Linked DNA regions of Homo sapiens: region 2 is linked to region 1. Evidence: chromatin loops called from intact Hi-C (ENCODE). Cell type or tissue: heart right ventricle. All regions are shown on one strand. Links, peaks and the distances in the headings refer to the core of each region. The heading gives the core; the rest is flanking DNA.

What was found. Hi-C counts contacts between places; a loop is a spot of excess contacts. Peaks named below come from ENCODE experiments on the same cell type or tissue, not always from the same donor. Only the 100,000 strongest peaks of a DNase experiment are listed, where the experiment ranks them.
Region 2: a loop joins it to region 1, with 4 times the contacts of the local background. A loop is called at or near these places in 2 of 110 quality-filtered maps.

What each region holds. Positions count from the first base shown.
Region 1 is chr17:19,490,414-19,501,139 of GRCh38, forward strand. It overlaps the pseudogene RPL17P43. Among named protein-coding and RNA genes, the nearest start is that of TRW-CCA2-1, 12 kb to the right of the region's middle. RefSeq lists an enhancer at 2,215-2,732. In heart right ventricle, for the core only: no CTCF peak of the experiment used is centred there; no DNase peak of the experiment used is centred there.
Region 2 is chr17:19,548,169-19,558,894 of GRCh38, forward strand. SLC47A1 (solute carrier family 47 member 1) reads left to right here. Exons shown (of 17, transcript NM_018242.3): 5 at 1,467-1,509; 6 at 3,256-3,300; 7 at 7,044-7,141; 8 at 7,425-7,522; 9 at 7,628-7,741; 10 at 7,827-7,894. It overlaps SNORA59B (small nucleolar RNA, H/ACA box 59B), which reads left to right and starts at 9,392; the gene lies at 9,392-9,543. RefSeq lists enhancers at 4,159-4,659, 4,660-5,160. In heart right ventricle, for the core only: no CTCF peak of the experiment used is centred there; no DNase peak of the experiment used is centred there; H3K27ac peaks cover 1,056 bases; H3K27me3 peaks cover 399 bases.

The DNA of each region.
Region 1 (10,726 bases), core at 911-8,910:
GCAGTGAGCCAATATTGCACCACTACACCATGTTGGTCAGGCTGGTCTCAAACTCCTGATCTCGTGATCCACCCGCCTCGGCTTCCCAAAGTGCTAGGATTACGGGTGTGAGCCACCACACCCGGCCTTCCTTGCAGATTCTTTTGGTACATAGCTCCATATTTCTTTCTTTCTTTTTTTTTTTGAGACAGAGTCTTGCTCTGTCGCCCAGGCTAGAGTGCAGTAGTGCGATCTCGGCTCACTGCAAGCTCCGCCTCCCGGGTTGATGCCATTCTCCTGCCTCAGCCCCCCAAGTATCAGGGATTACAGGCAGGAGTAGATGGGACTACAGGCGCCCGCCACCACACCCAGCTAATTTTTTGTATTTTTAGTAGAGACGGGGTTTCACCATGTTGGCCAGGATGGTCTCGATCTCCTGACCTCGTGATCCGCCCGTCTTGGCCTCCCAAAGTGCTAGGATTACAGGCGTGAGCCACTGCGCCCGGTCTCATAGCTCCATATTTCAAAATAGGATGCTGTATTTTGCTCTTTCCTCCATCCCACTCCCCGCCACACATGTGCAACCTTCTCTGCCACTCCATCTTCCTCACAGAGTTTGGCGTGGGTTACCTTTCTGAGACCCAGCAAAGGTTGCTGATCTCCTTCTTTTATGGACACTTCCTTGGGATGTGTCATAGTCCTTGGTTTTCTTCTCATATCGAAGAATGGAAACACAGAGCTAGTTGGAAGGTTTGAATATGTAAAGGTTTCAGCATGCAAATTTCACGTTAGCGTGTTCTGTCGAGGCAGTGTCCTTGAGGACCCAGCCATAATTAGGCTTACGTCACAGGCCGATGCTAGGACATGGTGTAAAGTGAGTTTCCTGTTATCCCCACAGTGGCTGAGGTCACACTTAGTAATTATCCATGTGGGCAGAATATTTTTGTTGTTTAAGCTATACTCTTTTTTTTTTTTTTTGAGACAGAGTTTCTCTCTTGTTGCCCAGGCTGGAGTGCAATGGTGCAATCTCGGCTCACCACAACCTCCACCTCCCAGGTTCAAGCGATTCTCCTGCCTCAGCCTCCTGAGTAGCTGGGATTACAGGCACGTACCACCACGCCTGGCTAATTTTGTATTTTTAGTAGAGACGGGGTTTCTCCATGTTGAGGCTGGTCTTGAACTCCTGACCTCAGGTGATCCACCTGCCTCAGCCTCCCAAAGTGCTGGGATTACAGGCGTGAGCCACCACACCTGGCCAGTTTAAGCTAACTCTTACAGAAGAGTGCTCAGCTCATAGGGGATCCCTTTATACAAGAGATAAGAACCAAACAAAAAGGAATGAATGATTCAAAGTAGAATTTCAGATGCTGAAAAGGCAATGAAAAAGTAAAGAAGCACATGAGTTACAGTAGATGGATCTGCGTTCCAGCCTCAACAGTGGTATCCAGCAGCACAAAACCCTCTTCCTGTATGTTACGGGCTGAATTGTGTCCCCCGCCTCTCAATTCATATATTGACGTCCTAATCCCCAGCACCTCAGAATGTGACTGTATTTGGAACAAGGGCCATTATATCGGTGGGCCTTAACCCAATATAACTGGTGTCCTTATAAGAAAAACATTATCCTTCCACCCGCAGGATCCACTGTTGGAAAACCAGAATAGTATCAGAAATAGTGGCAGGAAATAGGGACTTGAATAGAGGAAGGGAGGTGTTTTTATTACTTAGTCCTCCCACCCTCAATGAAAAAAGAGACAAGTAGGGAAGAATTCTGATTGTCAGTGAACATAGCACTCAAGAAAATATATTAGGTCTATAAAATGATAGTTTAAAACCTGATGGTATGGTTTGAATGTGTCCAACACTCAAAGTTCATGTGTTAGAAACCTGATCCCCAATGCAGCAATGTTGGGAGGCAGGGCCTAATGGGAGGTGTTTGGGTCACGGGGGCTCCGCCCTCATGAATGGATTAATGCCATTCTTAGAGGAAAAGATTCATTACTGTGGGAGCGGGTTCCTTATAAAAGGACCAGTTCAGCTCCCTCTTGCACTCACTCTCTCTCTGTTTCTCACTCTTTCTTTGCCCTTCCACTATGGGACGACACAGCAAGTAGGCCCTTGCCAGAACCTGGAGCCCTCCAGAACGGTGAGCTAATAAATTTCGGTCCATTATAAGCTATAAGACCCTTCACTGATACCTCAAAATGATGTATGGGTGTGACTAGGAGGGCTTTTAAGAATGTTAAAGAAATGATGTCACTGAAAATGGTGGACTAGAGAACTCCAAAACCCATCCCTCCACTAAAGCAACAATTAAACTGGCAAAAAAAATGTCAGAATTTACTTTTCCTGAATTTTGGGATAATAAAAAACAACCACTGAGGGTCTGGTTAATGAAGAAAGAAGCAGCTAAATTTTGGTAAGAGATATTGTGGCATTTCAATGTAACCCCCAATCACCTCTCAATCCCCAGTTCAGAAAGCAGCTATGGAGATGGTGGCCCACATTCCTTGGGCAGCTTGCTTGTGCCAGAGAGGCCAATAAGGTCCTTGTTCTCAAAAAGCTGTGGTTGTATTTTTCGACCAGTCTGGCAGCAACCAGAGGGACTGACTCAGAGGCTTGCCTTTGTTTCATCGCCCTCAGAACTTTCAGCATTGGAACCACCTTCCCAGCAGTGTTTGTCGAAAGGATTTAAAGGCATATGCCAGCTGTAGCCACCTGGAGCAAGGGAAAACAGATGGGGCCAGAAGCAGACACACCAGAGCACCTAGGAGGGAAGAGGCTGGGGAAAGAGAAACATGGAGAAATAAAGACTTCGAAAAGCTCCTGCATAGCTGGGCGCAGTGGCTCACGCCTGTAATCCCAGCACTTTGGGAGGCCGAAGTGGGCAGATCACGAGGTCAGGAGATCGAGACCATCCTGGCTAATGTGGTGAAACCGCATCTCTACTAAAAACACAAAAATTAGCTGGGTGTAGTAGTGCACGCCAGTAGTCCCAGCTACTCGGGAGGCTGACGCAGGAGAATTACTTGAACCCGGGAGGCAGAGCTTGCAGTGAGTGGAGATCGTGCCACTGCACTCCAGCCTGGCAAAAGAGCAAGACTCAGTCTCAAAAAAAAAAAAAAAAAAAAAAAAAAAACAAAGCAAAGGTCAGGCGCGGTGGCTCACGCCTGTAATCCCAGCACTTTGGGAGGCCGAGGTGGGGGATCACTTGAGGTCAGGAGTTTGAAACCAGCCTGGCCAACCTGGCGAAACTCTGTCTCCACTAAAAATACAAAAATTAGCCAGGCATGGTGGTGGGCGCCTCCCAGCTACTCGGGAGGCTAAGGCACCAGAATTGCTTGAACCAGGAGGCAGAGGTTGCAGTGAGCTGAGATCGTGCCACTGCACTGTAGCCTGGGTGACAGAGCGAGACTCTTTCAAAAAAAAAAAAAAAGCCAAAAAGTAGAACCCAAATATTCACCAACTGATGAATGGAAAATAAAATGTGGCCAGGCGTGGTGGCTCACACCTGTAATCCCAGCACTTTGGGAGGCTGAGGCGGTGGATCACCTGAGGTCAGGAGTTTGTGACCAGCCTGACCAACATGGTGAAACCCTGTCTCTACTAAAAATACAAAATTAGCTGGGCGTGGTGGCACATGCCTGTAATCCCAGCTACTTGGAAGGCTGAGGCAGAATCGCTTGAACCTGGGAGGCGAAGGTTGCAGTGAGCCGAGAGGCCATGTACTGTATGATTCTATTTACATGGAATACTCAAAACAGGCAATTCCATAAAGATAGAAAGTAGACTAGTGGTTGCCTTTGGCTGTAGAAACTGGCAGATGCGTTGGTTAATTTTATTTGTCACCCTGACTGGGGAACAGAGAGCCCAGATATTTGGTCAAACATTATTCCAGGTGTGTCTGTGAGGGTGTTTTTGGATGAGATTAGCATTTAAATCAGTAGACTGAGTAAAGCCAACTGCAAATGTGGGTGGGCCTGATTAGAACAAAAAACCCCACCCTCCCTTGAGTAACATTGCTTCTTCCTGGGTCTTGAGCCCACTGGCCTTCAGATGGAAATTACACCAGTGGCTCTCCTAGCTTTCAGGCCTTTGGACTTAGACTAGAACAAAACCATCAGTTCTTCCTGGTCTCCAGCTTGCTGACTGACCCTGGAGATCTTAGGACTTGCAAGAGCCAATTCAAATGCATATATGTGTTATTGGTTTCCTTTATCTGGATAATTCTGACTAATTCATGGGAATTGGGAGGTGACGGTTAAGATTTCTTTTTGGGATGATAAAAATATTCTGCAATTGATTTTGGTGATGGCTGCATAACTGTGACTATATTAAAAGCCACTGAATTTTATGGCATGTGAGTTCTATCTCAATATAACGTTAGCTATTTTTGTATGGTATATGAATCACATCTCATGATAACATATAGCTACTTTTTTTTTTAAGAAAATCTGCTTTTAAAGGCATTTGATACTCACATTGTATATACTTTATTAAAGACCTAGAGGCAGAGGCTCTAGAAGGAGCAGGGGTCCCCAGCCACCGGGAGATTCCCAGCTCCCTTCTCGTGCTTGGATTCGCGCACTCAGGCTCATCCCTGCGGGTGGGCCTCTTGGACGCAGCACCCTCCGGAGACAGCGCCACGGGTGTGGGACTTTTCCTCCTTTCCAATTGGCAAAGTGATCCCGGGCAAGTCATTGTCCGTCATCCCAGGTATGCCTCTATAAGGTGTGGGACAGCTCCTGGTTCCACAGAGGATCGAGCATGGGGGCAGGTGGTGGACCGAACTGGAGAGGAAGGACTCTCGCGATGGGGCAGCAAGTAGGACGGGCGGTTCCAGACGAGCACACGGGGTGGGGCGGGCCAGCGTGACGCCACAGGCGCCCCATTGTGACACACAGGCAGCCTCAGCTGGGATTGGCCGGGAGGCGCCGGCCAGGGATAAAGCCAGAGTTCCAGGGCCCCCACCCTGGCCAGAGTCTGGGCAGAGAGAGTCTCTGCTGCTCCTGCTGCTGCTCCTGCTGCTCCTGCTGCTGCTCCTGCTGCTCCTGCTGCTCCTGCTGCTCCTGCCCGGCCTCCCCTCTAGGTAACCCGGAACCCTGACTCCGGTGAGGAGGCCACGCTCACCTGTCTTGGGTCCCCTAAGTCCCAGGCCTTGTCTGCATGTCAGCCCAGGGCTGGGGCTGCACCCCTGCCTAGGTCTCCCAGGCCCAGCCTCTGACTGCATTCCAGGCTTCTCGCCCTTCTAACTCTCCTGCGGCCTCCCTGCCTCGCGCCCAGGTCTGTTTGGGTCTAGGTAACCAGGGTTGGGTGGCGGCCTCGGGAAGCCGATGTGCTGTGGGAAGTGTGGATGCCGCGTAGCGGTGCCTCCATGGGAAGCCGTGCCTCCAGCTCAGGGACAGATGTCCTCAGTGGGGCCCACTGTCCAGCTGGACATCTCTAGAGCCTCCGGGACAAATTTAGACTGAAACCCATTGAACCTTTGGAAACATTCATCAAATAAACTGAATTGGGAGCATAGGAACAGAAATAAATGAAGGTCATTCCCTGCAGAGAAGAACCAAAACCACAGAGAATGAAGAACTAGGTTTTAGAATAGGAGCATCTAAAAATAGTTTGTACAGGTGCAGAGAGGCTGCCTTTTTGCTCATGATGACAAGAAACATCAGAACCTCAAAACAGGGCTTAGAGGAGCCACCTTTCCCCACAAAAAAAGGTGTGGATTGTACCTCTCTTTCCTTTAAAGAACCCCAGGATTGGTTAATGGTTCTGTGGGATATGGGGGCCTAAGTCCTGGCCCAGAATTTATTGAAGTGTTTGGGGGAACCTGTAATCAATACGATTTTATTCTTAGGAACATTTTCAGCAGGACACGGTGGCTCAGACTTGTAATCCCAGCACTTTAGGAGGCGGAGGTGGGTGGATTGCTTGAGCCCAGCAGTTCAAGACTAGCTTGAGCAACATGGCAAAACCCCATCTCTACAAAAGGAAAAAAAAGGAACACTTTTCTTCAGAAAAGGAAGATGTCAATGGACTGAACAGTAGATTAAACATGTTTAAAAAAAAAAATCTCCAGGCCGGCAAGGAGTCTTATGCCTGTAATCCCAGCACTTTGGGAGGCCAAGGCAGGCGGATCACCTGAGGTCAGGAGTTCTAGACCAGCCTGGCTAACATGGTGAAACCCCATCTCTACTAAAAATATAAAAATTAGCCGGGCATGGTGGCAGGTGCCTGTAATCCCAGCTATTCGGAAGGCTAAGGCAGGAGAATTGCTTGAACCTGTGAGGCGGAGGTTGCAGTGAGCCAAGATCGTGCCATTGCACTCCAGCCTTGGCAACACAGTGAGACTCCGTCTCGGAAAAAAAAAAAAATCTCTATAAAGATGCAAGAGTCCTTACAATATTATCAAAATGTGAATTGAAGCCAAAAGCAGAAAATCTCTTGTGGGCAGGGAGTGGACAGCAAAAGGCTTTTTAAAGGAAGATATTCCACACAAAAAAGAATGGAGCCTCTTTCCCTCAGCGGCCCAAGGTAATCTGTGAAAAAGGTTCACTATTCACTTGACCTCGAGAACCCCACAAAATCACGCAAATCAAGAGGTTCCAATATTCGTGTTCACTTTAAGGTATGCGATTCATAGTTGTGATCCAAGAGTTCCTCGTGTTCCACTCAAAAAACACTTGTGAAACTGCCCAGGCCATCAAGAGTGTGCATATACGAAAAGCCACGAAGTCTCTGAAAGATGTCACTTTACAGAAACAGTGCGTACCATTCTAATGTTACAGTAATGAAGTTGGCAAACAGTGGGGTTGGACACAAGGTCGGTGGCCCAAAAAGAGTGCTAAATTTTTGCTGCACATGCTAAAAAATGCAGAGAGTAATGGTGAACTTAAGGGTTTAGATGTAGATTCTCTGGTCATTGAGCATATCCAAGTGAACAAAGCACCGAAGATATGCCACTGGACCTACAGGGCTTATGGTCGGATTAACCCATACGTGAGCTCTCTCTGCCACACTGAGATGATCCTTACTGAAAAGGAACAGATTGTTCCTAAACCAGAAGAGGAGGTTGCCCAGAAGAAAAAGATATCCCAGAAGAAACTGAAGAAACAAAAACTTATGGCACGGGAGTAAATTCAGCATTAAAATAAGTGCAATTAAAAGGAAAACAAAAAGAATGGAGGAAAATTAATAAAGGCCATTAAACAAGGTAAAGTTGTGCAATGAGAATTCAAAAATAGATTTGTAGCAAAGATTAAAATAATGCATGTATAATACAGTGCTAGGAAAATAACAGGTCCTCAGGAAAAAATATTAGATAAAGTAACAAAGATTTGCATTTCCAGACCACTCAGAATTGGTTTGTGAATCATTCTGTAGTGATTCACATCAGATTCACACCAATTCTGTGGCCAATTTACACATTCATAAAGCATCACAAGAAGTTCACACAATCTGGATTCTGAGCATGCAATCAGAGTGATTAGATTGGACTCCATATGGCCTAATCAGAGAAAGAGTAAATTTGAGAGGAGAAATGAGAAAGGGAAAAAGAAAACCAACATTACAACAAAGTAATTAGAAAAAGGGGCCCACTCACACCATGGTGTCTTTGGGTTTATGTGACTCCACTGTAAATATTAACAGCAAACTTAGTTGTCACTCATGCTTGCAGAGAAGCTAGAAGTAGGTTAAATTATACATCTCAGTCCTATAGCACTTGTCAGCTCTGTACCCCATGAAGTCCTAAATTCTGACATATCTGTTGCTATTGTTTGAATGTGTCCTCCAAATTTCATGTGTTGGAAACTAAATCCCCAAATTCATATGTTTATTGGAGGTGAAGCCTTTAGGAGGTAATTAGGATTAGATAACGTCATCACGGCAGAGTCCTATTATGGGACTGGTGGCTTTATAACAAGAGGAAGAAAGACCTGAGATAACATGCACATTTTTGCCCTCTCGCCATGTGACGCCCTCTGCGATGTTATGACATAGCAAGAAGGCCTTCACCAGATGCCGACACCATGCTGTTGGACTTCTCAGCTCCCAAAACCGTGAGCTAAATAAGCTTATTCTTTATAAATTACCCAGCCTCCCCAGGTATTCTGTTATAGCAACAGAAAACAAACCAAGATATCTGTGAAAGCCTAGATACACTAGGCACACTAAATATCAGGAATCCAAAAATTGCTCTCTCTGGAATCCATTTCCATACATTACTTCCCTTAATCCTTACAATAACCCTTTGAGATAGGTTATACTCCACACATTTTAGAGTTGAGGAAACTGGCAAAGAAAAGTTGGGTGACCCATCCAAAATCACACAGCTAGTAGGTAGCAAGGACTTGAGGCCCTGTCCTGACATCTGGCCCTTTGGCATAGTTGTTACCTCTTTCTTGGTAGAATGGATCTCCATACCTTAGATCTTCCTTATTTGTATTGCTGAAGACATTTTTACAATTTTATTTATTTATTTATTTATTTATTTATTTAGAGATGGAGTCTCATTCTTTTGCCCAGACTGGAGTGCAGTGGCACAATTTCTGCTCACTGCAACCTCCATCTCCTGGGTTCAAGCTATTCTCCTCCCTCAGCCTCTCGAGTAGCTGGGATTACAGGCACATGCCACTGTGCCAAGCCAATTTTTGTATTTTTAGTAGAGACAGGGTCTCACCATGTTGGCCAGGCTGGTCTCAAACTCCTGACCTCAAGTGATCCACCTGCCTTGGCCTCCCAAAGTGCTGACATTACAGGTGTGAGCCACCCCACCAGGCCCATGAAGACATTTTAAACCCATAAAAGTAAATTCTGATTAACAATTAGAACAGGTCAGTTGCGGTGGCTCACACCTGTAATCCCAACACTTTGGGAGGCCAAGGCAGGTGGATCACTTGAGGTCAGGAGTTCAAGACCAGCCTGGCCAACATGGCAAAACCCCGTCTCTACTAAAAATACAAAAATTAGCTGGGCGTGGTGGTGCATGCCTGTAATTCCAGCAACTGGGAAGGCTGAGGCACGAGAATGGAGGTTGCAGTGAGCCGAGATCACACCACTGCACTCCAGCTTGGGTGACAGAGCGAGACTCTATCTCAAAAAACAAAACAAAACAAACAACAAAAATCCCAATTAGGACAAAGCCCTCTTTTACAATTAATATCATATATCAGGTTGGAAGACAGCTGTGGTGGTCCAAAAAAGACAGCCTCATATTCATTAATGTTGACAGAATTACAGAGCTCTGTCTGCCACTGGGCCTCTCTCTCTGCACATAGCCCTCACTAATAAGCCACACTCATCATCAGCTGCATTTTGTGAGCATTGAGGAAGCATGGCCTTTGGGTTTAATAAAGTACCGAGTCCAGCTCTCTAGGCTGAAAAACATCTCCAAAGACAAGGTCAGCCAAAATTGTCATGGGGGCAAAGATAAATGGAAAAAGTCATATTTATTGTCAAATAGGGACTGGCTGGATAGGATCCTCATCCCTTGCTAGTTGCACTCACAAGCTGTTACCCCAAGAGACATAGCACTTTCCACTTCCAACATTCCATTTCTCCAATGCAACGGGCATCCAAATCACTCTAGTGTCTTCAGACCATTGAACATACATGGCACTCTTCTAATCAGACAGACCATTGAAAGACTTTAGGCCCTGACTGTTTAGCCACATTTACATGGGTTTGAACTGAACCACATCTTCGGAAAAACCAAAGCCTAATAGGTCACAGAAGCCTTAAAAGGGGGACAGGCAGAGAGAAAAAACAAGGCAATTGTTTCCACCTGTAATCTTTTTGGATTTTCCCATTTTAAGAGAGGGTTTCTTTCCTATTTGAGGGCCTTGAGGCACATCATATGAAATGAATGAAAACCTGGCATCAAACAAAATCATCATGAAAATCTAAATGCCCAACGTTCACAAACTCCCCGAATCTGCATTTTTACCCCCAAGTAGCAGCTAGACTCCACTTTGATCTTCCTCCATCTCCATAACATGGCATTCAGACTGGGGTTTTGTTTTGTTTTGTTTTGTTTTGAGGCAGAGTCTCACTCTGTCCCAAGGCTGGAGTGCAGTGGCATGATCTCGGCTCACTGCAACCTCCACCTCCCAGGTTCAAGCAATTCTCCTGCCTCAGCCTTCTGTGTAGCTGGGACTACAGGCGCATGCCACCATGCCCAGCTAATTTTTCTATTTTTAGTAGAGACGGGGTTTCACCATGTTGGCCAGGATGGTCTCAATCTGTTGACCTCGTGATCCGCCTGCCTCAGCCTCCCAAAGTGCTGGAATTACAGGTGTGAGCCACCGCAGACTGGCCTTTTTTTGTCAGGAGGCTGCAGCCTGGTGGAGGCTCCCTCTGCCTGGGGATCTGCATGAAGCCCACACTGACTCCCAGTGAGGATTTCTGATGGAAACTGAAGGCATGCCACCAGTTTTAATGGGATCTTTCGTCCTGAAGAGTGGCATAGCTAGCTGGTGTTGGGACTTAGAAGAAAGATTTTCTGTCACAATGGGAAACAGGAGTTCCTTTCTTTCCTTTGGGCTAAATTCCCTGTTAGCGGGGAGCAGGGGAGCTAGAGATCATCCAGAGACTTCGCTCCTAAGAATCTGGAGTCATCTATCAGTTGGGGCACTCATAGTTGGGATTGGTGCTTGAAGTAGGACATCAGAGATGGGTAAAAAACAAAGAGGGGAAAAATCTGCAAATGTATGTTGCATGCTGTGGCAAATCCCAGATGTGGTCCTCA
Region 2 (10,726 bases), core at 1,850-9,849, 59 kb after region 1:
CATCCCACGGAAAGATTATCCTGTCTGGGTGCAGCCAGGGCCAGGGACAAGGCTGCACACCAAGGTGGTGCTCATCTCTCCTTGGCTGACGTCTCCTAGGTCTTAGTACTTTCCACACCTGGCATCTGAGATGTACTCCCCCTCGCCTCCTGGGTGACTTGCATGGTTAAGAGTTTTAAATGAAAATAGATTTGCAAGCACCCTCCATGTGGGATGGTAGTTTGTGACGTTTGCTCAAAGTTTAGTTATTCTTGACCTTCGTTGATATTAAAATCACCTGGGTGCTTTCAAACCCACCTGTGCCCCTGCTCCCTACCACCCAAGATTTTTCTTTTTTTTTTTTTTTTTTGAGACCAAGTCTCACTCCGTCCCCCAGACTGGAATGCAGTGGTGCGATCTTGGCTCGCTGCAACCTCTGCCTCCTGGGTTCAAGCAATTCTCCTGCCTCAGGCTCCCGAGTAGCTGAGATTACAGGCACCTACTACCACGCCTGGCTAATTTTTGTACTTTTAGTAGAGACGGGGTTTCAATCATGTTGGCGAGGCTGGCCTCAAACTCCTGACCTCACGGGATCTGTCGCCTCGGCCTCCCAAAGTGCATGAGCCACCATGCCCGGCCAGGATTCTCTTTTAATTGGTCTGTGGTGAGGCCTGGGTATCGGTATCTTTCAAAGCACCCTAGGTGATTCTACTGTGCTGTCAAGTTTGAGACCCACTGATTTAATTGGGTAAGAGCTTTTAAAGCTCTTATCTAGACCAGCGGCTCTGAACCCAGGAGACGTTTGACAATGTCTGAAGACATTTCTGGTTATCACAGCTGGCAGTAGGAGGGTGCTCCTGGTAGAAGGCAGGAGGCTGTGGAACATCCTGCAGTGCTCGGGACAGCACCACACAACAGGTGGAGAATTACCTGGCCATAGTGCTGAGGTTGAAAAACCCTGTCCTAGACATAAAGATATAAAATAATCAAGAAAGGTTATCAGGGTTATAAGATGACAAGCTCTATATGTAAATTTTCACATTTGCTCCGCAGTTTTGTTTTTTTTTTTGAGATGGAGTCTCGCCCTGTTGCCCAGGCTGGAGTGCAATGGTGTGATCTCAGCTCACTGTAACCTCCGCCTCCTGGGTTCAAAAGATTCTCCTGCCGCAGCCTCCCAAGTGGCTGGGATTACAGGTGGCCGCCACCACACTTGGTTAATATTTGTATTTTTAGTAGAGACGGGGTTTTACTATGTTAGCCAGGCTGGTCTCGAACTCCTCAGCTCATGAACTGCTTGCCTCGGGATTACAGGCTGGGATTACAGGCGTGAGCCACCGCGCCCGGCCTGCTCCAGCAACTTAAGCCCATTAATCTGGAAACAGCCAAGAATGGAAAAGGCAGTTTTAGTTATTTTCTTCTGCCTAACTTTCCCTGGAAACAGAGGCCTCCATCACAGTTTTTGTTTTCTTTTTCTTTTCGTTATTTAGGCTTACCCAGACCTATGTCACGATCTTCATTCCAGCTCTTCCTGTAAGTGCTCAAGGGCTAAGAGATTCCCTTCTTGGGGTCCGTGGGTGAAAGGTAGCCACCATATCTGTGAGCTCAGTGTATTGGCTCAGTCTTAGATGATTCTTATCTGTGGTGTTGGTGCCTTCAAGGAAGCCTGTTTTTATTTATGCCTGTTAAGGACACAACAGATGTTCATCTCAAGGAACACCAAGATTGAGGCTACTCCAGGACGTCTGGAGTAGAGCTGGAGAGACCTCCAGAATCATCCATGGAGAAGAGTGCAAACTTTTATTGTAAACAAGGGCAAAGTCTCACCCATCTCAGAACCCCTGAGGGTGTCACTTAGAACCTTTAGACTTTTTTTTGGTCTGCTGCGTTTGACCACACAGAACCTTAAGCATGGGTTAATGTTTGACACAGCAGTGTGTGGCCAATGAACAATGAGAGCTAAGTGGTTTTTTTGTTTGTTTGTTTGGTGTTTTTGAGACAGGGTCTCATTCCATCACCCAGGCTGAAGTACAGTGGGATCGTCATAGCTCACTGCAGCCTTGACCTCCTGGGCTCAAGCCATCATCCTGCCTCAGCCTCCTGAGTTGCTGGAACTACAGGCACATGCCACCACACTTGGCTAATTTTTTAGTTTTGTAGAGACAGGGTCTTGCTAATTTTTTTTTTCTAAGATAGGGTGTCACTCTGTCACCCAGGCTGAAGTGCAGTGGCACAGTCCTCACTCATTGCAACCTCTGCCTCCCTGGCTCAAGTGATCCTCCCACCTCAGCCTCCTGATTAGCCGATACTACAGGTGCACACCACCACGCCCAGCTAATTTTTGTATTTTTTGTAGAGATAGCATTTTACCATGTTTCCCAGGCTGGTCTCAAACTCCTGCGTTCAAGCAATCCATCTGCTTTGGCCTCCCGAAGTGTTGGGTTGCATGTGTGAGCCACCACACCTGGCCTGAGAGCTAAGTGTTTGTTATTCAGCTGGAGGCTGTAGCTGAATTAGTCTGCAGGGGCTTCCGTAATATAATACCACACACTAGGGAGCTTAAACAACAGAAGTTTATTTTCTTACAGTTCAGGAAGCTGGAAGTCCAAGGTCAAGGTGCAGCAGGGTTGGTGTCCTCTGCGGCCTCTCTCCTTGGCCTGTGGACGGCCACCCTCTGCAGGTTGTCCCCTGTGCATTCATCCCCCGGTATCCCCTGTCTTCTTATGAGGACACGAGTCCTATTGGATTAGGGCCCCACCCTAATGACCTCATTTTAATTTAATCTCCCCTTGAGGACCTCCAAATAGTCACACTGGGGACTAGGGCTTCAACATACGGATCTAGGGACACCATTTGCCCTCAGAATTGGCAGTGTGCTCGCTTACTTATCCTGAAACCTTGTAAATGTGACAGTCTTTCATGATTCCACCACATAGGACCAGTCTATATGGAGGTGCCCATCTGGAGTGTGCCTGGGGCCTCCTTTCCATGCCAGTGTCCCCAGAAGAGTCCTGGCCATTCACCCAGGGAAACTCCACCTCCTTTTGCCAGATGGAGGGAATATGCTTGGGGCATATGCACCCATAAAGAAGATGTGGGAAGCCCCTGGGCCATAACACCCTGGCCCCAGCCCTGTCCTGAGACGACAGCCTCTGTGGCTCCGTGCGGGAGCAGAGGGCAGCCGAACCTTGGCTGTGGCTCCTAGCTCCCTGCCGTGTGACCTCACTTCTGTGTGGCAAGGCTGAAACATTAACATTCATCTCTCTTGTTCTCTTGTAGGCAACCTTTCTTTATATGTTACAAGTTAAATATTTGCTCAACCAGGTAATACTGACTGTTCTCTTCCTTTGGGAGGCTAATGGGAGTTTGTACCTTTCTGGGAATGGGGGCCCTGAAGATACTCCAGGACCAGGGACCCCAGGGTGGAGGGAGCTCACTGCTGGGAGCCACTGAAAGATATTTTTTCAGTGTTGTGCACACAGAACTTGGATGTCAAGAGGTTTGTTAAGTGATGTCAAGGAAAGAACATATTATATTTGGCTCTGGAAAACTCTTATCCAATTCCCACTTGGAAATATTGTCATTGGCAGGGTGGGCTCAGAGCCGCAGTGTTCCTTGGCTCTGCATTTTAACCAGCGTCCTGGAAAGAAGGGTGCATGCCCATTTGCTCCTAAGACAGAGCGCAGGCTGGGGGCAGCTCGTCTGGCAGAGAGGGAACCAAACTGTCTGCTCTGTTCTGTCGGAATGGCCCCACTTTTCTCATTGAGGATGTAAGAGCTCAAACTCTAATGACACCTAACGTCAGCCAGAACTCCTCCTCTGTGATTAAACAGTCAGGGCCAAAGGCCATGGCTTGGTAGGGGTGGATTTATGAAATCAGCATATGTGGGACTCTCTACATTCTTCCAGATAAGTCCAGGTAAACAGGGGTACTCGGCAATGGATCCCGGCCACACTGGCGGGCTCTCCAGGCATGTGCAACAGGAAGGGCCAGGAGGGGAGGAGGAAGAAAGGAAGTTTCCCACCTATGCAGTGTTCTTAAAGTTAAGATATTCCTCTATTAGAACAAAATTTTTAAAGTAGATATGGGGTCTTGCTATGTTGCCCAGGCTGGTTTCAAACTTCTGGCCTCAAGCAATCCTCCTGCCTCAGTCTCCAAAAGTGCTGGACTTACAGGTGTGAGCCACTGCATCCGGCCAGGATATTACTCTATCAACAAAACAAGAATATTTAGAATCCCGATTAGCATAGAATGACATATCAGAAATAGGTGTAGACTAGAGAGAAGGAAACCCACACATTTCATCCGGCTTTGGGCTGTCTCCTTTTGATCTAGACCCTTGCTAAGGCAGCATGGATGCCTTAGCACCCTGCAAGGCCTTCTCCTGGACTCAGTCCCCCAACCACTGTGGTGGCCCTAACCTCAGGGTCTGATGTGACCTGCTGAGGACAATGAGTGTGAAAGTCTTCTTTCCTGTTCTCTGGGGCACAGGGAAAGGCATGGAAGTAGGAGCCACGAGCTGAGAGGGGTTGGGAGCTTTGAACTTGGTTACAGAGGACACGTGGAGTTTCCAAGGTTGGGAAGGAAGGCAGGGGATCCTAGACAGAGGTGCAGCAGAGCCTGTTCCTAGGGGCTGGGGCCCGCAGAGTCTCTTTACGCCACTGCGGTGGGAGGGGATGCAGTGAGATGATGGCATCGAGAGGCGGGCTGGCCCAGGGTCAGCGTGCGCAGGGCCTTGTGTTCTCTGCTGGGGCATTTAGTTTTGGGAAATTAACTAATTGGGAGAGGAAGAGGGGAGAGTTATGGACATGATCCAAACAAATAATGGTGAAGGTCTGTGATGAAGAGTTTGCGTTGTGGGAGCAGTGGGAGATACGATGATGGGTGGGTTCTGTAGAAATGGCAGGGGTTGTTGGGCCCCCAGGGTGGAAGGAGTTTCTGTCCTGGGGCCCTTCCCTAGGAAGACAGGGCAACCATTAGCTGAGTGTAGAACCAAAGAGAAGCAGCTGGGAGTTTGGAGAAAGTGAATGCCCTCGGAGAGGGTGGAGGGTGGGAACAGAGCCAGATGGTATCGGGGGAAGGGAGACTTTCAAGTAGGAGAGTCAAGAGGGCTTTGGAGGAGAAGGTGACTCCACTGGACATGGAGACGCATGCGTGTTGCAGGCTTGGCCACCTCTTCTCGTTCTCCCACGAGCCTGCTCCTCTGCCTTCCATTCCATCGCAATGGGTGGAATTCCGTGGCCTCAGCCATTTTTGCTCCCAGTAACCTGTCCTTTTTGTCCCTGTCACATCCTCGACTCCATCTTTCCTTCCCTCCCACATCTGGTCAGTCACCTGGTCCTATAGCTTCTGCCTCCTCCCAATCCTCCATGCCACCACCTGAATTCATTTCTTTCTTCCTTTTTTTTTTTTTTTTTTGAGATGGAGTCTCTGTTGCCCAGGCTAGAGTGCAGTGACGTGACCTCGGCTCACTGCAACCTCCACCTCCGAGGTTCAAGCGATTCTCCTGCCTCAGCCTCCCAAGTAGCTGGGACTACAGGCGCGTGCCACCACGCCCAGCTAGTTTTTGTATTTTTAGTAGAGATGGGGTTTTACCATGTTGGCCAGGCTAGTCTCAAACTCCTGACCTCAGGTGATCCACTCGCCTTGGCCTCCCAAAGTGCTGGGATTACAGGCGTGACCCACCGTGCCCAGCCCTGAATTCATTTCTTGCCATTTGTCCTCTGTGTCATTTCAGAGGACCTTAACCTGTCTCCATCCACTGCCATCTGCCTGAAAAGTAAATCTGATCACTAATTCCCTTGCTACAAACTAACCAGGGCCTCCCCATAAATATGTGGCCTACACAAGTTGTCGGCCAAGACCATTGTCCTGGCCCCATCAGCCTGAGACCACCAGAGACAGGACTGTAGGCCAGTGGGTTTGCAGTTGTGTTTATTGGCCTGTCGCAGTGAGAGAGACTAGAGAGGCTGTGGGATGCCTCAGCAAAGGAAGAAGAGTTATTATAAAGGTTTGAAGAAGGGTGGGGTTCAGGTGACATTTAAGCGAAATCATGGTTTGATAGGCGCTGAGCAGATCTGTGAGTGAGGGGCCCAACATCAGGCCTGGGCTGTGACGTGGACCTGGTGCTCCTCCTTTGGAAACTCAAGGCTAAGAAGGATGTTGAGGGTGGACAGATGTAAAATGCCACATCCAGGAGCTCCCACGAAGCTCTGTGCCTGGGTTGGAAATTGAGGCTACTTTTTTGTGTTAACATGATTTTGAGCCTCCACGCGAGAGTGGGGTGTTTTCTTTTTACTGAAATGATTTCAAACAGCAATGTTTCTGAACAGTCTGATTTTAGACAACAAAGTTTCTCAGTGAGTCAGAAAGCACTCGTCATTCCACTAGGGGAGTAATGACACTTTATGGGGACAGCGTGACCTTGGGAGAAAGGAGGTTTCCTTTTACGTTTGCACTGACTTTATCTGCGTCTGCTATTCTATCCGGATGCGGGGCAGGACAGAGTTTTACTTCCTTGGTCTGATGTAATTTTACTTTCACCCCTGTCTTACTTTGAGACACCAAACAGTCTGGATGTTTCACCAGTCCTGTACTTTTGAAAGTTAGATATGTTGGAATCCCTTCCGTATTCTAGAAAGAAACTCTAGTTTCTTCAAGATCTTAGGTCAATTTTCTGAATTTCTATTTTGGTGAAGAAAGTATTCTCATTTTCTCCTATCGTCCAGTGTCAAAGGTGCCTTGTTGACCCATTTAGCCCCTGCCAGTCCTTGCACTGTTGGAAATAAGCCATTTATCTTCTTCCTTCCCTGCTGCTGAACATATCTTGCCTGTGTCTCTCTGTGGCCAGAACTCCGCACTTTATACCTCAAAGAGAGAAGGAAGAGAAAGGGGTGGGAGAGTGGAAAGGCAGGAGCAACAAGGACATGACCTCCCCAGTTAAGCCCCCCAGCTATGCCTGTGATACCCGCTGAGCAGGCCAGCTGGAGCCTGTGTGTGCTTGGGTAGCAGAAAGGCAGTCCTATTCTGTGGATCTCAAGGATGGCATGCGGTGTCCTTTTTCCAGGGAATTGTACTGCCCCAGATCGTAACTGGAGTTGCAGCCAACCTTGTCAATGCCCTCGCCAACTATCTGTTTCTCCATCAACTGCATCTTGGGGTGATGTGAGTCCAACATACTCTTGGGACAGGGAGAAGGGATGACTTGCATGTGGTTTTTCCAGGAGGGAGAAGAGTGGGCTCTTCAGCTGGTTCTTGTGTCCATGCGTGGTCTCTTTCTTGCACACTGTGGAAAGCACTGTCAGGGATGGAGGGTGAGGCTGCTCTGGGAAGAAGACCTTGGCCTGCTGAGGACAGCACGGGAAGGGATGAGTCTCCCCTCCTCACTGAGTTGGGCAGGGAGAGGCGCAGGAAGGTACCTCCCTCTCATTGGGACTGTTCTTTCCAGAGGCTCTGCACTGGCAAACTTGATTTCCCAGTACACCCTGGCTCTACTCCTCTTTCTCTACATCCTCGGGAAAAAACTGCATCAAGCTACATGGGGAGGTAATGACTGCCCTTTTGTCTTCCAACTGGGATGTGGGTTTTGTCTCAGGTTGAGTTCCAGCCCGATGGCCAGATCTCCTGGAAATGTGTGTGTCCCCCCCACAGGCTGGTCCCTCGAGTGCCTGCAGGACTGGGCCTCCTTCCTCCGCCTGGCCATCCCCAGCATGCTCATGCTGTGCATGGAGTGGTGGGCCTATGAGGTCGGGAGCTTCCTCAGTGGTCTGTATGAGGATGGATGACGGGGACTGGTGGGAACCTGGGGGCCCTGTCTGGGTGCAAGGCGACAGCTGTCTTTCTTCACCAGGCATCCTCGGCATGGTGGAGCTGGGCGCTCAGTCCATCGTGTATGAACTGGCCATCATTGTGTACATGGTAAGCAGGGGAGCCGATCATGGGGAGGTGCCAGGCGTTTTCCTTGCTTGGTATCTGAAAGAGTCTATGGATGAGCACAGGCATTCGTACATGAATCATTTGTGAAATGATGGACAAAAGTCAAATCCCATCCTTGAGCCTGGGAGGGTACCTCTGCTACAGCTGGATCTTCCCTAGGAACTGAAGGGGGGCTGGAGAGAAACTGCACATGATCTGCTGGTTCTCCATCTCCTAACGCAGCTCCCAGCTGAATCTTCCCTTGAAAGATTTGATTTTGTTTCCATACTTTTAGAATCTTTTTCAGTTGTCACAACACAAATGCCTTGAGGGGCCAGGTGGGTGGCATAGCAGAGGGATGAGGCTGGGTGTATGACCATAAACATCAAGCTGCCTGTGTCACTATGCCCGCTCCTGCCTGGTTCTGAAGCCTCTGAAAACACAGTGTGGCTACTGCAAGGTAGATCCCCAAAACAACTGAAAGCAGGGTCTTAAAGGGATTTTTTTTTTTTTTTTGAGATGGAGTCCCACTCTTGTTGCCCTGGCTGGAGTGCAATGGTGTGATCTCGGCTCACTGCAACCTCCGCCTCCCGGGTTCAAGCATTTCTTCTGCCTCAGCCTCCCAAGTAGCTGAGATTACAGGTGCCTGCCACCACGCCCAGCTAATTTTGTATTTTCAGTAGAGACAGGGTTTCACCATGTTGGTCAGCTGGTCTTGAACTCCTGACCTCAGGCGATCTACCCGCCTTGGCCTCTCAAAGTGTTGGGATTACAGGCGTGAGCCACCGCGCCTGACTTGTTAACTGTGTTCACAGGAGCATTATTGACAGTAGACAAAAGGTGGAAGCAACCTATGTGTCTGCGGGTAAATGAAATGGGTTCTATGCATACAGTGGAGTATTATTCAGCCTTAAAAGGGAGGAAATTTTGATCATAGAGAACACTAGTCATTAGGAGGCTTTTCTTTGGCTTTATTTTCCTGAAAACATCAACTGGAGATTCTGAAGGAAGCAAGTACCATTTTAGAAATGTAAAATTAAAAACAAAGGGAGTTTATAATGTGGGGAGAAACTCAAGCCAGCAGATATGCTTGGCATTTTTTGCAGTATTAACACTTAGATTTTTTCCCTCTGATATTGGTTATGTTTTAAAACATAGAGTACACATTTTCTGTTTTGTTTAAGAATTATTCTCTTGCAGACCTATGTTTTTTGTTTTTGTTTTTCTATCCTTGGCAGAGTTTTTTAACATGGATTTTTTACTTCACTTTTAATATTTTATTTACATTTTATATTTGAGTAAATTCATTAACTATATCTAAGTCAAAATGCTTAATGGTATATAGGATTCCACTATATGTGATATACTTTTAAAATCAATTTCCTATGGTTGAATAGTTTATTTCCAATGTTTCAATATTAACAACTCTTCAAGGAACATCCTAGGAAAAAATATCTTCATATACTTGTCTGATTATTTCTTTAAGATTCATAAAAGTGGGCCCAGGGTATGTTCACGGGGCGATGCTGCCCTCCCAGCTGGCCCATGGGTGACCCTGGGAACATTAACTGCCTCACAACGTTTGTGCCTCAGTTACCCGTAGATGTAGTGAGGGTAACAATACTTACTCTCGTTGGTGATAAGGAACAGCTAACACAACACACAGGGTTTTTCTGCTCCCAAAATGGGATTCTTCAGTGCACCAAATCGAAGAAAGCACTGGAGCTCACGCTGGTTTCTCCATTGTTTCTCCTTAACAGTGGAAACTGTAACTTTTGTTCTAGTAGCATCTAGCATGCTCAATAATTATTTGTAAATAAAAGTTATACTTTCCCTCCAAAAAAAAAAAAAAAAAGATTCATAAAAGTGAAACAAAGGTACGATTTTATGTCTTTTGAATATATTTCCATATGCTTTCCAATAGGCTTGTAAGAATTTACACTTGTATTTCTTAATCAAAAGAAAGATGTATGCCCTTTCCTCAGGTTCACCAGTTTTGTCACATTTATTCTGTCTGGTCTATCTACACAGTCCATGTTCAAATACTATATCAATACAGTCAATTCAAAACAATACCAATTGTTCTGGTAATGTCCCTTATCACTAATTTTCCCCTAGCGTCATATCTCTTTAGTGTCCTTTAATCTGGAACAGATCTTCATTGTTCCTTCGTCTTTCTTGACCTTGGCATTTTTGAAGAACATAGGCCGTTATCTGTAGAAGTTCACTCAGTGTGGTGCAGCTGATGTTTCCTTATAAATAAATTTAGATTGTCCGTTTTGGGCAGGAAAGCTAGAGAAGTGATGCTGTGTCCTTCTTAGTGCACCATATCAGGAGGCACATGATGTTGATCTGTCTCAGTGTTGGTGATACTACTTTTTACTTGTTGGTGGTTGTTTTTATTTTACTTATTTTTTTTTTTTTAAGACAGTGTCTTGTTCTGGTGACAGCGGCCTGATCTTGGCTTACTACAGTCTTGACCTCCTGGACTCAAGCAATCCTCCCACCTCAGCCTCCTGAGTAGCTGGGACTACAGGCATGCACCACCACTCCCAGCTAATTTTTAAAAAAAATTTGGTCTTGTTATGTTGCCCAGGCTGGTCTCAAACTCCTGGGCTCAAGCAATCATTCCACCTTGGCCTTCCAAAGTGCTGGGATTACAGGCACAGCCATTGCACCCTGCCAGTATTAACTTTGATTGCTTGGTTAAGGTGGTACCTGCCAGGTTTCTCCTGTCAAGTTACTACCTTTCCCTTTGTAATGAATAAATAATTTGTCAGGCGATCTCTGTTTGTCCCTACTTGTGAATTTATAGGCAGAGACTCAGTCTTCTAT